2 separate regions of the Homo sapiens genome follow, and region 2 is linked to region 1. Evidence: chromatin loops called from intact Hi-C (ENCODE). Cell type or tissue: HCT116. All regions are shown on one strand. Each heading gives the region's core, and the rest is flanking DNA. Links, peaks and the distances in the headings are about the cores only. Region 1 overlaps SLC1A3-AS1 (SLC1A3 antisense RNA 1). Region 2 overlaps UGT3A1 (UDP glycosyltransferase family 3 member A1).

Region 1 (8,786 bases), core at 2,197-7,196:
GGGAGGTGATGTTTCCAGATGAGGACCAGCATGTGTAACTAAGGCCTGGAGTTATGAGAGCACAGTGCCATGGGGGGCAAGTTTGTTCTGTGGCTATTTCCTTCCAACAGAGGCGAGGACTGCAAATCAGGATGGAGAGGGAAGCAGGGGTTCAGTAATCAGAGACCCTGACACTCCGTGCAGGAATTTATACTTTATCCTGGAGCCATGAGAAGCCACTGCAGAGTTTAAATTAAGGGAATGACAAGAACCCATGTCAGGGATGGCACATTGAATTGAGAGCTCTCTTAGTGTCAGTATTATTGTCCCTTGCCTTTAGACACTGGGCAGGAAATCTGCTGAGAGTCACCTGAGAGTCATTGAGGCCTTTCTATTGACCTCTCCTTGAAGCTGCGCTACTGTGCAGCCACAAAGGCAGGACTGGCCTCACCAGCGTAGCCAGATCACTATCACTGTCATCAACCATCTGGCAAGGAAGTGCCTTCTACCAGCAGAGACTGCTCTGCCTTCGAGATCACAGGCTCATTGGGAGGCTGGAACTACATAACTCCAGCATCCCCTCCAGGAGAAGGATGGTTAAGGCCAAAGACTACAGAATCCAACTATCCAAGTTGGAATTCCAATTTCACCATTTGTTGACTTCGTGACCTCGGGCGGATCATTTAACCTCAGTTTTTTTCATCTGTAGAATGAAGATAATGATAATAATGATCTCATAGGTTTTTGTAAAGATTAGATGAGATAATATATATAAGAACCCAGCACTTAATAATCACTCAATAAGCATTAGCTATTATTACAACAGAAGGCAAAGAGTCAAATTCAGCTCAAAAGTTAAGAGTGTGCCTTCTGGAGCTACAGTGTTGGGTTTAAAAATTTAGTCCCAAGACTTGTGGCCTTGGGCAACCTGCTTAAACTCACCCCACCTCATTTTCTTCATCAGTGAAACAGAGGGAAGATGATAGTCTTGACTTCAGAGGGCTGACATAGCTCGATTTTAACAGTGTACATCTCAGAACAACACCTGGCTCATAGTAGGCACTCCATAAATATTAGCTATTATTTCAATGGAGTAAGCCAGACAAAAAATGATAGAAAGGAAGTGGGACTCAAGACTTTGAAGGAATAGAGCGTGCCTTAAATAAAATGACAGAAGGAAGAAGGGAATCAACATTTGGATGCTTAATAGGTATGTGGAACTTAACATCAAAGAAGTTGTTTTGAGAGTTAAATAAGATACCCCAATGCCCAATGTAGATTGTTTTCTTATCCCAATTTTGCAGCTGAGTCTTACAGAGTTTAGATAGTTTACCTGGGATCACGTGTTAGGCTGTGGACCCTGGCTGCATCCGACTCTAAATCCTTGATCTTTCTCTCCAGCTTGCTGAGTCCAGCTGCATGGAGAAGGTAGGTGGTCCAGGAGAGGAGGGGGACGAGGAATCAATTCTGCTGGAGTCGTCGGGGTTGGTGCCTGGTTCCCAGGTGCATACTTTTAAGTTCAAGATGCTGGGGTGCTGGCCTCTCAGTGACCACCAGATGTCAGTGCTAACAAGAGATTCCTCTACTTGGTTGTTTCCAGAGCTAGGTGCCAGGGCACGCTTATTCATTTGGCAAGCAGCACCAGCAGGTACTGTCTAAGAGAAGCTTAACTTGGTCTTGGTGCCCATCTTCACATTCATCAGTGTGGGGTGATTTTGGAAGGCTAGGTCAGAAGAACATATATTACAGAACCCAGAACTGAATTTGGAAATGTGTGGTGGTAGAACACTTGGCTCTTTAATATGAAAGTCCACAGCATCACTTCCTAAGAAACAGTTTGTATTTGGAAGATAAAAGCTCCTTGAAGGTGATCAGTTCTGGAAACAGCAAGCCAGTCAAACTCTTGAATTCAAGGGGTGGAAAAATTATTGATTGGTGATGGATTATTGATCAGAAAAAGCTTGGAACTGTGGCTTTACACTTATTAATCATGAAATGGAAGTTACTCAAGTTACAAGCCTATACACACATGCGCACAATTATAATAAAAATTTCCTGAAACAATACTTTAATACATGTGATATTTTCTGTTCTATTCTGCTCTATTCTTTCACTAAAAAATACTAATTGGGACCCTCTAAACTGACAACCTACAGTTTGAAAAACACTGGCCTAGGCCGGGTGCAGTGGCTCACGCCTCTAATCCTAGCACTTTGGGAGGCCGAGGCGGGTGGATCACGAGGTCAGGAGATCGAGACCATCCTGGCTAACACGGTGAAACCCCGTCTCTACTAAAAATACAAAAAAATTAGCCGGGCGCGGTGGCGGGCGCCTGTAGTCCCAGCTACTCGGGAGGCTGAGGCAGGAGAATGGCGTGAACCCGGGAGGCAGAGGTTGCAGTGAGCCAAGATAGTGCCACTGCACTCCAGCCTGGGCGACAGAGCAGTACTCCGTCTCAAAGAAAAAAAAAAAAAGAGAAACACTGGCCTAGGAGATATTACCACAGTATGTTTCAGATGAAGTTCTTGGTTTGCAGTGCTTGACCAGACATAATTTCCATGGTTAAAACAGTCTAAGGGGAAAAACACCTGCTTTGGATTTGGAGAGAGACTCAAATTGCGATTTTTACCTGGAGTAAGCTGCTTATTTTCTGAACCTCAACATTTTCATGTGTGAAATGAGGAGAATTCTGTCTATTCACAGGATCACTGTGAGGCACCTGCTACACAACAGCCTTCCTCCCTCCCTCCTTCCCTCCCTCCCTTTTTTCATTCCTTCCTTCCTGTCTCTCACTCTCTTTTTTAGAGACAAGGTCTCGCTTTGTGGCCCAGGTTGGAGTACAATGTCACGATCATAGCTCACTGCGGCTTCAAACTCCTTGGCTCAGGCAGTCCTCCTGCCTTGGCCTCCCGAGTTGCTGGGATTATAGGTGTGAGCCACCGTGCCCAGCCCAGGCTATATATGCCTTTCCCTTCTGTACTTGAAGGTTTTTATACTATATGTGGTAAGAGAACTTTACAATTTCACTAAAGGAGGGCATTTCTAATGTGGAAGGGGGATTAAGTTCTAAAACCAGCAACTGGGAATCTTTAAGAATAGAGTAATCCTGCTTGTGTAGTCCAGCCACATCGATGCTCAAAAGCAGCGTGCTGGATGAACTGCCTCGCAGAGGTGTGGGGAGAGGAAGATACGTCAGTTTACGGTGTTGCTTTCACTGGAATGCCTCTGTCTGACCCTCTGACCCTCTAAGCATGACTTATTTCTGGTAGGGCCCTCTTCTTGGCTTGCAGACAGCTGCCTTCTCACTGTGTCCTCACATGGCCTTTGCTTGGTGTGTGCTTGTGGAAAGAGATCTCTCTCTCTCTCCTTGTACTTGGAAAGCCACCAATCCTATTGGATTTGGACCCCATCTTTGTGACCTCATTTAACCCTAATTACCTCCTATAAGCCTCATCTCCAAATATAGTCACATTGGGGGTTAGGGCTTTGACATATGAATGTTGGTGAAGGGTGGGAGAACACAATTCAGTCCATAGCACCCTATATTACACAGATATTAAAATGTACCTCCCTGGAGGGAGGGGCTTTATCAACATTGCCCATTACAGTAGGCATCCCATAAATACCTGCTAAATAAATGAAAAGAGGAATTGTGTTTTCTCTGTACATTCTAGTGTTAATGCGGGCACATTTATGACCCCATTATAATAACACCGGAAGCAAGCACCTTTTATCAAGCACGAATATATGTCAGTGACTTCACCTTTCTTTCTGATCTAATCCTCAACAATCCTGGAAATTAGGAATGATTTTCATCATGATAGGAATCAGAGGAGGCAAGGAGAGGTTAAGAAACTTGCCCAAGGTCACACAGCTCATAGGCAAAGCCAGGATTAGCATCCTGCTCTGTCACCTCTGAGGTCTGTTTCTTTTTAGAGTCTAGACCAGTGGTTCTCAAACTTGGGTGTGCATCAGAATCCCCTGGTCAGCTTCTTAAGACAGATGGCTGGGCAGGGCAAGGTGGCATGCACCTGTAGTCCCAGCTACTTGGGAGGCTTTAGCAGGACGATCACTTGAGCCCCAGGACTTCCAGGCTGCAGTGCGCTATGATTGTGCCCGCGAATAACTACTGCACTTCAGCCAGGGCAGCACAGCAAGATCCATCTCTAAAAAACTCCCCCAAACCAAAAAACAGATTGCTGGGGTCTACCCTCTGAGTTTATGATTCAGTAGGTCTAGGGTGGTGTCTGAGAATTTGTATTTCTAAGTTCCCAGGGAATGCTGATACTGGTTGTGGGACCACACTTTGAGAATCAGTGCTGTGGCCACAGAGCATGAGTTCCTTTTTCCTTCAGCCATCGGAACTGTTTCCTGGCTCTCCAGCCTTCCTTGAGCCCCTCAGGGAGGAGTTTGCTGTAAGCGCTCCTCTTTGCACGTTGTCTGGTCCGGGCTGCTCTGGGTCATCGGGGCCTAGAGAAAGGTCTTGGCCGCAGGGTGGCAGCAGCGGCCCAGGTACAGAAAGTTTGTCCCCGCGCTCAGGACAGCTAATAAGCGCACCATCAACTGGGTTCCCACCGGGCCAGGGCCGGCTGGCTCTCCGTCCCCGCTTGGCAGGGCAGGGAGGAGGCCAGTGGGAGGGGGTCTGGCAGAAGGGGAGGTCGCTGGCACACGAAGGGGCGGTTTTGTTCTCTGGTAGACTCTGGGAGAGGAAGCTGGGTGGTCTCCTCAGAACATCGGATTGTGCCCTTCACAAAACGGCCACGCAGCGCGGGGCCGCTGGGAGAGCCCGCGGGACAAAAGGCCTCTGCGGAGGCGAGCAGGGGTTGCTGGGCCGCCCCGGGCGCAGAGGCCCGGGCCCCTCCGTGAAGAAGCCTGGCAGTGTCTCATGATGCCGGTTTCCAGGGGTGACGACCTCCGCAAAGCGTCCCCCCCGGGCAATGTAGGTCTGTGGCCTCCTCGGGGAGTTCCTTCCAGCTCACAGCAGGTCCAGATGGCACCGGGAGCCACTCTCCCTTCCTCCAGCGTCACCCCGTGCCTCTTCCTCCCTACTGAGCCAGTGTTGTTCTGAACATCTTAAGAATCTCCCTGAGTGCCAGGAACTGTGCTGAGAATCTTATATCTAGTTATTATCTATTTAATTCTCATTACACCATAATAAAGAAGGTATTATGATACCCATTTACGATAGGGAAGTTGAAGTTTAACCTATCATATGCTAAGGGCAGTTGACCATTTAACTAAGCGTTTTAACTCTAGCATCCCCTCCAATACACAGACACTTGATATGAAAGTTGATTTGGAGACGGTAGGTTTCATGCAATCCCCACATCTACAGATGAGGATGCTGAGGTGCAGGGAATGGACCAGCCAGGGTCTCTGAACTGCTTAAGAATTCAGGTATAACAAGTGTGGATTCAACCCATCCCCGTGTAGAAGTTTGAGTTCAACCACCACTCTGAAGCGGAAGGCCTTTAAGTTTTAGGAAGCGTAAAGCTATTTTTAGTCTAGCCATGTGAGTTTTCTAACATGCCTGCTGACTTTCTCATGTTTGTTTTCCACTTCTTTAGCTAACAGCTCCTCATGGGCTTAAATGAAAGAAGGCCTCACTGAGGCACTGGAGTGCCAAGGGCAGGGGAATTTGGTTATAGCATTCAGAGGTTTGTGTTGCCGACAAAAATCTTTGCGTGCTGAGTTCTCCCCAGGGCAGGCCAGTCATCAGTTCATTGTGCAGGGCTGAGCTGACTTCCAAATGGTCTTTATTTTCCCCTGTGACAGCTATGTCTGGAAGCTCCTGGCTGGCTGCTTCCAGGACTTATGATCCTCTGAAGCTAAGAGTTGGAAAAGAAATAAAAAAGTTGTCATCTGACACCATCTTCTAGGACACTCACTACCATCTTTACATGATTTTGCATATGTCATTATTGGAAAGAGTTTATGATTTGATTTTGTTCCCCTTGTGCGGTGTCAGTTGGGTCCTGTTTTTTCATATCCTTCAGACTTGGCTTAAAAAGGGGTTTTTTTTGGGAATGATTCCCATTCATGGAGGCTGGAGTTCCCTGAAGAGACTGAAAAATGCCTCATTCTCAACTTTACAGAGACTGGAAAATAATCAACTTTGAATAGCACAATATGAAAAAAAATGGGTGCTTTTCTAATAGGTGCTCCCCAAATGAAAAAAATGTGTCCGTCTTTGGAGAACAATATGTGAATGCCAAAATTTTCAGCCCTGTAATGGATTACAGAAAATATTTTATGTTGGGGCAGTGGGGAGGGTAGAAGTAAGGAGTGAGAGAAGGAAAGAAGAAAATAGGAGAGGGAAGAAAACAAAAGCAGATGTCAGTCTTAAATATCTCAACTATGGATAACTGAGGTATTGCTTAATTTATTCAAGACAGTTTTGTGAAATCCTAAAGGTGATTCATCAAGCTTTTTAACTATGGCCACAAGATTTACAAGCACATAATAAGTGATAATGTCACCAGAACAATTAATAGTAGGAGATGTTAGATCTAAATTGCTTTTTAAAGCATGTTTTTGCTTTCAGAGAAAAATTCAAAATGGGGGTGATTATTTTATAATGAAGATCCCCCCACTCCAAGCAACCTCTTTCACCTATAATATCAGCTTCATTGAAGCAAATACAAATTGTTCTGAGTTCCACATTTCAAGTGTCTAGAGGGTTGCCAGATTAACACATAAAATTACAGGATGCCCCATGCAGTATTTTGCATACTTACACCACCACATTGTTATTTAATACTCATACTAAAACATTGTTATTTACCCGAAATTCAAATTTAACTGTGTGTCTTGTATTTTATCTGACAACCCTACTTATATGTGGAATTCAGCATGCTGTGAATGTTTCAAAATTGAAGGTTGAGACAGCAGTTTTGTGGGCACGATGAGACATGACCTGCAGGAAACCGTTACCATGCCACCTTCTGAGTACCTGTCTGTAGCTGCAAAACATGTAAGTGACAGAAGAGGGAGATGAGAATCCGGAAGAGGAGATGGGAGAGAAGGGAGATGAGGCACAAGGGAGACAAAACAGGATACCCAGAAAGGAAGGGGGTCCTCTGGGGAGGCTATTGAAGAAGCAGGGTGAACAGAGGGAAAAGTGACATGGGGGCACTGAGGAATTTTAAACCTGACTTGATGGCTTTCACAGATTGCTCCCTCTCGGCACTGCAGACTTGGAATTCGATGTTACCCAAGTGAGATCTCTAAGAGGAAGTGCCCCAGCTCCCTTTAGAGCTCCCCGCGGAAGCGGCCCAAGGTGAGCTCCGCATTCCCCCTGGTGGCCACTATGAGGCTCGCTCCCCGGACGCCGCCTCGCGGATCTCGTAGATTTCTCATCTCCCGCTTTCCCTCTAGGACGCTGCCCATCACCTCCCTCGCTCTCCCTTCCTTCTTATTGTCAGCGTATTCATTCGGAGCCCTCCCTCGGCGTGACACGTCCCGACTGCTTTGGCCCCAGGACGCGGCCACACAGAGCCGGCCATTGTTGCTCCAGTTCTGGGACCACCCGGGTGGGAGAAGGGGAAGCGCGGCCGCTGCGGAGGCCGCTCGACTGACGGCAGCCTGGGGTCGGGGCCCGCGGCCACCCGGAAGGAGGGCGTGCGCCCGGCCCTGCCCAGCCCGCAGGCAGCCACAGCCCCGCAGCCCCTGCGGCGGGGATCCAGCCTTCCCGCCACGCTTCCTCCAGGCCCGTTCAGCTAACAGAACTCACACTTCTGTTTTCAACACTGTGTAGATGAGTCAAGGATTTTACTTTTTTTTCTATGCCTTTACTTATAGGTATAGTGAGGTAAAGTGAGATTTTTTCTCTTGAAAAGGAGAATTTTGCTTGGGTGGGAAGGGACAGTGGTGGTACCAGGATGAATGTGGATACAGGAGGACATAGACTCCTAACTTCTGAGGGTAGGATTTAAATATTTTGTTAAATGTAATAACTTATAAGAAACATTTTAAAAAATGTCAGCCAGAGGCTGGGTGCAGCGGCTCACTCCTGTAATCCCAGCACTTTGGGAGGCTGAGGCAGAAGGATGGCTTGAGGCCAGGAGTTTGAGACCAGCCTGAGCAACATAGCGAGATCCTGTCTCTACAAAAAATAAAAATAAAAATTAGCCTGGGCGTGGTGGTGTGAGCCTATGGTCCTAGATACTCGGGAGGCTGAGGATCGCTTGAGCCCAGGAGTTCGAGGCTGCAGTGAGCCATAATCACAGAGTGAGACCCTGTATCTTAAAAAAAAAAAAAAAAGCTGTGAACCTGCATATTTTTCATAGTTCCATTTGTGAGCACATGTGTGACTACCACATGTTGGGATCTAAGGCCTGCTTCTCCACCCTCTTTGTCATACTCTGGCTGAGAGGCACTTCCCTTAACCATAAGGGGCTTTCCACAGACCTCCCACAGGCAGATGACCTGCTTCTTATGTCTGCATTGTGGAGGTGGCCAAAACCCAGCGTGGGCTGCAGAAGGGAAGAAAATGGTCCCGGCAGAAGGGAGCACTTCCTAGCAGTGGATTGATTTTATGCGGCACTTCCCAGAACGTTTCACAGGGGGCAAATATTGATCTGCTCAGGGTGGCCAGGCTTGGTTCCCTCAGTTTGTGAGCAGCCTTTCTTTTCCCAAACTGGTCATGTAAATACCACATATGCCTTCACAAAAGTTAGGGTGTATGGTTCAAACATAGCGATTTGTAAATTTTTTTTTTTTTTTAGTCGTAAGATCTGTTAGAGAAACCGATTGAAATTAAGAATTTTACCCCCAGAAAAAGGCAAATGCACAAAACTTTCCCCACA
Region 2 (8,786 bases), core at 2,273-7,272, 730 kb after region 1:
GATAAATGAGGGGATGGAGAAATAGAGGACAGCTGGGTGGTTGAGTGGATAGAGTAGACAAGGTTTGCATTCCCAACAATTGAGTCTATAGTGTCCTTCTTCTACCGTAAGGGTTCTATAGAAAGCAGGGGATTGCTCCTCTGAGCCTTGCTTACAACACTTCACCTATAATCTCTGTATGCATTCTCCCCAACAAAGAAGCTAGGATCTTCAACTCTTTTGTTTGTCAAGAAAAAAGAAACACCTATTCTCACTTATTTTCCCTCCTTGTCCTCTCATAAATTCACTAATGGAGAAAACTCTTATGAACATTGATTTTTCACACCTTGAACCTTCACCTTTTAAACTCCTTAAAAACAATCAAATGCCATGATGGTATACAATGAGAGATGAGCCTGAGACTTCTTGCCCTCACCTGGAATACAAAGAATCTCCTTCATCTGCCACATAAAAGAGGAGAAACACAAATCCATGCCATTCTTAGTTAATTATAGTGGCTTCATCCTCTTTGCTTTCCTTGAAAATTCTACTCAGTAGTCAAGGTGGTGCTCAAATCTAATTATTCCATAAAGCTTGCTTCCTCACTCAAGCTGGAAGACCACTTTCTCTCCTCCATAGGTCTGGCATATAGCACTCATTTGATACTTAGTCTATGGCATCTTGTGTTGTTACATATTTTTAAAGTATATGTGTTGTCTCTTCTCTTCCAGCTTGATTTCTTTGAAGACAGGTTCCAGATACATGTTAAATATTTTCTAAGTTACTGGGATCAGTGCCTTCCTGTGATTTTTTCAATTTATTTACTTGAAATATGATTAATGTTATACTTTTGGGAAGTTCATACTGTATATATTGAATTTATCCACAATATTTAAAAATCATTCTTTATGTAAAATTTTTTTTAAAAAATGAAATAGTGGATAATTTCAGAGAATCACCATTGTTGTAATTTAAAGTTGATTCTTAAGAACAGGCAGAGATCTGCATATCACTCATGAGTTCTAAACCTGTAGGCCTTCTTTATGTGAAGTGACATGATATGATGGTGTCTGGGTTACAGGCTTGCTGGGCTATTGCTTCTTCCATTCTTCATGTGATTAGGAGGTCTGTGGTCTCCAGAGCACCTGTACCTATTACCACTGCTCAGGATCTATTTCATCTCTTCTTCTGTATTCTATACAAACAGGATCATTTTCCATGCAAGCAATTATGGGAAGACATTGAAGGGCAGTAGCTTCTGGAATAGTGCCATAGGGAAGAGTCTTAACTAGGTGTCAGTAAAACTTTAGCATGTTCCAGCCAGCATGAAGTGAAAGACTGATAATAAATTTCAAACCAGGCTTTTATTTTTATTTTATTTTTTACTGTTTAACTCCTAGGCTAGGAAGAAAAATCTCGTTTCAGCTGAGATTTTGGATTCTAATATTGTCATCAAAAAGTTCACTGCATGAGACAATCTGTCAAATGCAAGATACACAGTATTTTTAAAAAGACTACATCATCAATATTTAAGGAGCCTGTCAAATTACTTACATAGATTTCTGGAGAAAAGACAGTCACTCACAAAAAGTCAGTATATAAATGAAGGTTAACAGAGCATCACAGGATTTATAAAGGAGACATATAACTCTGAGATCTGCTGTGGTCAGAGATGGCTCCCAGAGTAGGACGTTGAATTGGCATTGATGGTGGTGGGAATTGGATCAGGGGAAGAAATAGGATGGGAGCAAGTGGGGACATTTTAGAGAGCAGAAATATCTGGACCAGAGTGACCAGAGCTGAGAGTATTTGTTGAAACATTGTAGAATGGGTTGATGGATACTGGTTATATTCTTAACATACCTGAAATATTTTTTTGAGTCTAACATTCTCCCAAATACTGTAAAATTACACTTTCCCAAATATTTATTATTTATTTTCTTTATTACAGAAAAGAATCTGAAGCCCTTGTAAAGCTAATGGAAATATTTGGGACTCAATGTAGTTATTTGCTAAGCAGAAAGGATATAATGGATTCCTTAAAGAATGAGAACTATGATCTGGTATTTGTTGAAGCATTTGATTTCTGTTCTTTCCTGATTGCTGAGAAGCTTGTGAAACCATTTGTGGCCATTCTTCCCACCACATTCGGCTCTTTGGATTTTGGGCTACCAAGCCCCTTGTCTTATGTTCCAGTATTCCCTTCCTTGCTGACTGATCACATGGACTTCTGGGGCCGAGTGAAGAATTTTCTGATGTTCTTTAGTTTCTCCAGGAGCCAATGGGACATGCAGTCTACATTTGACAACACCATCAAGGAGCATTTCCCAGAAGGCTCTAGGCCAGTTTTGTCTCATCTTCTACTGAAAGCAGAGTTGTGGTTTGTTAACTCTGATTTTGCCTTTGATTTTGCCCGGCCCCTGCTTCCCAACACTGTTTATATTGGAGGCTTGATGGAAAAACCTATTAAACCAGTACCACAAGTAAGTGAACCCTCAGCATTCAGTTTGGGATTCACATAGAGTCCTTGGGTGCATAGTTGGTGGCTGCCACCTGCCAGTGGGATCCTGAGGTTGAAGTAGGGATTGGCAAAGGAGGCACCTAGGGCACGTTCTTAAAGGAAGTGCTGACTTTCAGGGTTTGGCAAGTACAGTGTCAGGCCTTGCAGGATCCTGAGATAGAGATCTCCTTAAATTGGCTCCTCTCTTGCCATGCCCTGGTCTTAGAATCAGTGGGATGAGCCCTTTAATTAAAGTTGCTATTTTCATTTTAATTTTTATGTTGTGTGATTATGTGTAAAATAAATACGTAGTTAGTGCCCATTACATGCAATAATTGTTAAGGAGATGAGCTACTCACAGTGAAACAGACAACACTGTGGTTTCGGGGTAAGCAGGGTGGGACTGCATGGGACTGACAGCAAGAACTGACAGTGTTATCTCCAGTGTTCCCTGCCTGTAGAGCCCTGGCTCCTGGTTCCACCTAGACTTTCTGACTTGATTTGTCTGGGGTGGGCCCCTGCCATTGTAATTTGTAAATGCTGCCTGGGTGATTCAAACAGCGCAGACTCAGAACCACTGCTATAGAAGATTTTCAAAGGGAGGAGAGCTGAAATGAGTTGGCAGCCTGTTGCCTCTGAGCACTGGGTTCCCATTTTACAGAAGTTATTATATTTAGTATCTTGACATCTATAGGGAGGTGTGTTCATCTCCATTTTTATTAATGGAGGAGGACAGAAGCACAGGTGATGTAGGTGACCTTCCCACCACTGTGTAGTGCAGAGGCCACGAGACCCTGGATTTGGCCTGGACTTTCCAGGTACGAAAGTGACTGTTCTTCCTTCCCTGATCTTATATTGAGTAAACAGGAAGAGTTGGGGAATGATCTATGGATGAGATGGACTTTGCATTGGTGGTAGGTGTATTTAGGAATGGAGCTGGGAGGGAAAGCACCCCAGGTCAGGGAGCGGGGGACCTAACATGTGGAGGTGCAAGTGAGATGGCCATAGCACTGGGTTCTCTGGGTGACGCTGGCTAGATTAGTGTAGTAGAAGATTCAATTGCATGAATAAAACCATGGGGATTTAATTGAGGTCTTAGCTACCAGGAGGGTGGGTCAGGTCTTCGCATTGGGGCAGTTGTGGAAATTGTTAGGAAGAGAATAATGGGAGTTGAGATTATGAGATAACAGATGCTTGTTTTCAAATATTTTTTCTCTTTTTGATTATTTTAATTGTGGACAAATATTTATAATATAAAATATACCACTTTAACCATTTTTAAGGGTATGCTTCAGTGGCATTGAGTACACTTATATTGTTGTGCAACTAACTATCGTTACCATCTGTCTCCAAAACATTTTTTTATCTTCCCAAATTGAAACTTCCTATGCATTAAACAATATGTTAAATAGAATGAGCATTTGGCTCAGCCACTAAAGGTGCGATTCAGAACAAAGTGGTTTCCATTTTTTGTTAGAGGTGCCATCCCCACCCCCCATTCCGACAACTACAGGCATGAGCAGTGCACAGCACCTCTCCTTAACCCCTCCCTTCCCAGCTCGGTACCTGGCTGTGTCCACAGCATGTACAAGCCATGCCCAACAGCCACAAGGGGTGGGAAAAAACTGGGCCTGCCATTGTGGCCCCATGAACCAGCTGGCCAGCGCCTCCCAGTGGAACTTTTTCTCCCCTGGCCAAGGAGTTCAGCCTGGCCTGAACCGGGGGAAGGCTATAATGATTAAAGGAACCTATTTGCACAGAGCAAGAGGTTCTTTCCCCAGGACCTCCCCTTTTTGCCCCTTAAGCTGTGTTTTTCTTTCTTTTATTTTTTTCCTTTTCTAATCGAGAGGGTTCCTTTTCCCAGCACGCTGCTTCTGATAGAGAAAATAATGGAGGAGCGACCCCTGCTGGCTGATAACTGCAAATTCGGCAGGGCCCATTTGAGACAATCTAAACAAGATACATGCAGCCCCTGAAATCCGTTTTTGTCCCAAACTCAATTCCAGGTTTCAGGCTGAGGGCCTAGAAAGGAAAACCCGATCTGCCCGATCTGAGGGATCAAAAGTCAGGCAACAGGCACAATGTAAATGGGCAGGACAAATTCCTGCTGACTAAACCCCCACTTCATGGAGGGAGGCCATGCTCCAGGCATAAATGAGGCCCAGGGAACTCAAAGGTTTTCAACAGCAGGGGAAATAGAGGCATAGGTGAGGGGAGATAATTCCTATTCTCTAGCCCCACCCTGCTTCACGGGTGCAGACCACAGTGGCACCTGTGGGTGGCATCCATAAAGTTGCCAGGACTCAGGGACAACAGATGGAAGAGAAAGTCCCTTGCTTTCTCTCTCCCTCACACCCTGAGTTTTCATTGAAAGAAGGAAGGGAAATGAGGGACACCTCTATTTCCCTGTCTTTCAGAATGGGCAACCAGCTCTCTTCACCACCCCCAGCTTATTCTCCTCTGGAGTGTATCCTGAACCACTGAGATGGCTTTGACCCTCAGAATCTGGAGGAAAAACACCTCCTAGCCTGTGTATCCTGAACCACTGAGTCTGCTTTGACCCTCAGAATCTGGAGGAAAAACACCTCCTAGCCCTCGGAACAAAGGTTTGGCCAAATTATGAAGGACTGGCTTGGTCTCAGGAAGGAACCATTCATTGTGATACCATCTGGCAGCTGGACATTTTCTGTAGGCGTGAGGACGAATGGCCTGAGGCCCCACATGTGCAGGCTTTTTATACCTTGCAGGGAAATCTAGATCTTTGCTGACAGTGTAGGATTGATCCAGCCCTCCTGCTTTGTCATTTCAGGAGAGGCTGCAAAGGGCAATTCCAGGGAACTAAAGAAACAAATCCCAGAGGCACTCCCAGCAGAGAAGCCAGCTCCCTCCAGCTCTGCTCCTCTGGGTCCACCTCAACCTCTCTATCCAGCTTCAGTCTCTCGCTTGCCTAATCCTAGAAATCCTCACCCTAGACAAGCCCCAGTCTCACTCCTCCTCTTCCAACAGATGCCAGGTGAATTTGGCCCCAGTAAGGTGCAGGTCTCCTTCCCCCTACAGGACTTAAAGTACATTAAGGGGGATTTTTGGCAAGTTTTCACATGACCCTGACAGATAGATAGAGGCTTTCCAGAATTTAACCCAGGTATTTGAACTCTCTTGGAGAGACATTGTGTTACTTTTGAATCAGATCCTGATGAACACTGAGAAGCAGGCTGCTCTGCAAGTAGCAGAGAGATTTGGGGATGAGCTTTGTTTCACATATAGTGTCAGGAAAGGGGGCAAACTTTATCCGACTGGAAGAGAAGCAGTACCAGTAAATGACCCTGGATGGGATGGATCCCAGTGTTGAAATGGGAGACTGGAAGAGGAGATACTTTCAGGTATGCATCATGGAGGGATTACGTAGGACTAAGACCAAGCCTCTTGATTATAGCAAGCTATCTATGATAGACCAGGGATTTAATGAAAATCCCACTGCCTTCTTGGAGAGGCTAAGAGGGGCCTTGGTAAAGCATACCCCCGTATCTTCTGATTCAGTGAAGGGACAACTAATTCTGAAGAATAAATTTATTACTCAGACAGCCCCTGATATCAGGAGGAAGTTGCAGAAATGGGCCCTGGGACCAGATAATACTTTAGAGGTCTAACTGAAAGTGGCCATCTTTGCCTTTTACAATAGAGATGGGGGACACAAGAAAGAGGCAGAAGCATTAATGGTCACCATGCAAGCCCATAAACCCCAGAATTCCCAGGGTACACTTGTTAATTGCTACAGATGTGGCAAGAACAGTTGTCTCTCTTCTAAAGTTGAACCGCTTCTATACAAGGTTTAATTTCTTTCACCAGGGTGAAACAGCTCAAAGCAGAATGGTTTTAGTATTTTCACTTGTTATTTCTGTGATCTTTGGCACTAGATTATTTTCTTGTATAATACACTTGTTTAACCCATGCCTACTTAACCTTATAAAACTTGTTTTTTCCTCTCACTTAGAGGCCATCAAACTCCAAATGGTCAGGCAACCGGAGCCTCGGACAACGGCTCCCTTTTGCAAGGACCCTTAGATAAACCTCTGGGAGGAATCTGACTGCTGTTTTCTCCAAAATAGTGCCACCTGTCAGCAGAAATTAGCTAAGATTGGCCATCGTCCATATTCTAATGGCAGTTAGATTTGCCTCTGCAGAGAGGGGAGATGATACGGCTAGGAGACAGAGAAATACTGGGTAGAAGAGGGCAGTTCCCTGGCAAAGGTCCCAATTTCAAGCCTGGAAACCTCTGGCCCTAACTGAGAACATGCATTCCTGTTTTCACACACAAAAGTTGCCTTTTGGCTCTCCACACGCCCCTCTCCTGTACTCATATAAATCTGAGACCTCAGGTTCCAGAAGCAGATGAAAAGGAGATGAACAGAAGAGCAGAAGAATGGCATAATGGTGTGGCAGAGAGAAGAGAAGGAGAGTCTGAACACCAAGAGGAGTTCAGCTGGGGGCGATTGGAGAGGAGATCAGCCACTGGATGGCTGAACTCCAGGAAGACCATCTTCCCATTCCGTCTCCTTTCCAGCTCCCCATGCATCCCATCCCCACCACTCAATAAAACCCCCACATTCACCATCTTCAAGTCTATGTGTGACCTGGTTCTTTCTGGATGCCAGACAAGAACCTGGGTACCAAGAGGGCGTTGAGCTGGTTAACACTTAAGCCGTCTGTAGATTGCAAAGCTAAAAGAGTGCACTGTAACACACACCATGCTCACGTGGGCTTTAGGAGTTGCAGGCACCCACCCTTATATACTGCTGTGGGGCCAGAGCCCCAAAGCACTCACCCAGGCTCATGCACCTGCCCGTCTGCATGCTCCCCCTTCTGTAAGGAGTTTGAGCAGCAGCGGAGGCTGCGGCCAAACTGACAAGCCACACCCTTGTCACATACCCTGTGAGGGGGGGTCAGGGAACTTTCCCATTTCACTGTCATCAAAATTTATTTGACCATAATGCAAAAGTCTATTTCCGGGCTCAGTCTTCTATTCCACTGGTCCATGTGTCTATCTTTATGGCAGTACTACACTACTTGGATTACTGTAACTTTGTAATATGTTTTGAAATCAGCAATTGTGAGAACTTCTTCTCTGCTCTTTTTCAATATTATTTTGAATATTCAGGGTTCTTGATATTTCTTACACATTTTAGAATGATTTTTCTGTTGCAAAAGAAGTTATTGGGATTTTGATAGGGTTTGTATAGAATATGTACATCCCTTTGGATTGTACATATTTGACATCTTAATAAGTGTCCCAATTCATGAAGCCAGAATGCCTTTCCATTTTTGTGTGTGTGTCTACTTTCTTTCAGCAAAATGTTCATGTTTTAAATGTAAAATCTTTCACCTCCTTGGTTAAGTTTATTTTATTCTCTCTGATATTATTGTTGAAATTGTTTTCCTAATTTCTTTTTTGATTTGTTCATTGTTAGTGTATGGAAATGCAGCTGACTTTGGAGACTTGACTTTTTTCCTTCGACTTTGCTGAATTTGTTTATTAGTTCTAATAGATTTTTAATCTTTAGTGTGTGTGTGTGTATGTTATTTTTAAAGTTTTACATATATAGAATCATGTTATCTGCCATTATTTCTTCAAATAGCCTTTCTTTCCCTTTCATTTTCTCTCGTAGTGCACATATTGATCCACATGATAATGTCCTATTGTCCCTTACATTTTGTTCATTCTTTTTTTCTTTTTCTTTCTCAGACTTGACAATTTCAAATAATTTGTCTTCAAGTTCACTGATTATTTCTTTTGCCCACGAGAAAAAAATTCAATTTAATGATTTCATATTTGAGCTCCAAAAATTTCCTGTTTTAAATTGAAAGCTTTCTCTTTGTTGATATTCTAAATGTGTTTACATATTGTTTTTCTTGTTTACTTTAGTTTTTTTCCCATGTTTTCCATGAGCTCCTTGGGCATATTTAAGAGAGTTTCTTTAAAAATATTTGTGTAGTAAGTCCAATGCCTGTGTTTCTTTAGGAAGGGTTTCTGGATATTTATTTTGTTTTTCAAAATTATGCATTTTGACTATTTCTTTGTATGCCTTGTGATCTTTTGTTGAAAATTGGACATTTGAACAATTAGTTACTTCTGTCAGTCTTTGCAGTCTGGCATGGAAGAGCATGTTTTGAGTGTTTTGATCAAGATTAAGGTCTTCTCAGGTATTTTTTGGTTATGTGTCTCATCTGGACTTTTGTGTGTGCTTTTCTTCCTCCAATTCCCTCTGTATGCTCAACTGTTTTTGAATGCCTTAATTTCCCAATGAACCTC

Evidence for each region. Peaks named below come from ENCODE experiments on the same cell type or tissue, not always from the same donor. Only the 100,000 strongest peaks of a DNase experiment are listed, where the experiment ranks them.
Region 2: a loop joins it to region 1, with 8 times the contacts of the local background. A loop is called at or near these places in 4 of 110 quality-filtered maps.

The regions. Positions count from the first base shown.
Region 1 is chr5:36,689,012-36,697,797 of GRCh38, reverse strand. All of the region lies in intron 1 of SLC1A3-AS1 (SLC1A3 antisense RNA 1), which reads left to right. Among named protein-coding and RNA genes, the nearest start is that of SLC1A3-AS1, 32 kb to the left of the region's middle. RefSeq lists silencers at 1,377-1,671, 7,504-7,703 and an enhancer at 8,159-8,388. In HCT116, for the core only: CTCF peaks have their summits at 4,452 (motif pointing right) and 7,040; a DNase peak (open chromatin) is centred at 4,467; H3K4me3 peaks cover 646 bases; H3K27ac peaks cover 553 bases.
Region 2 is chr5:35,959,062-35,967,847 of GRCh38, reverse strand. It overlaps UGT3A1 (UDP glycosyltransferase family 3 member A1), which reads left to right. Exons shown (of 7, transcript NM_152404.4): 4 at 1,931-2,462. Among named protein-coding and RNA genes, the nearest start is that of CAPSL-DT, 25 kb to the right of the region's middle. In HCT116, for the core only: CTCF peaks have their summits at 4,180 (motif pointing left) and 4,381 (motif pointing left); a DNase peak (open chromatin) is centred at 4,390; H3K27me3 peaks cover 523 bases.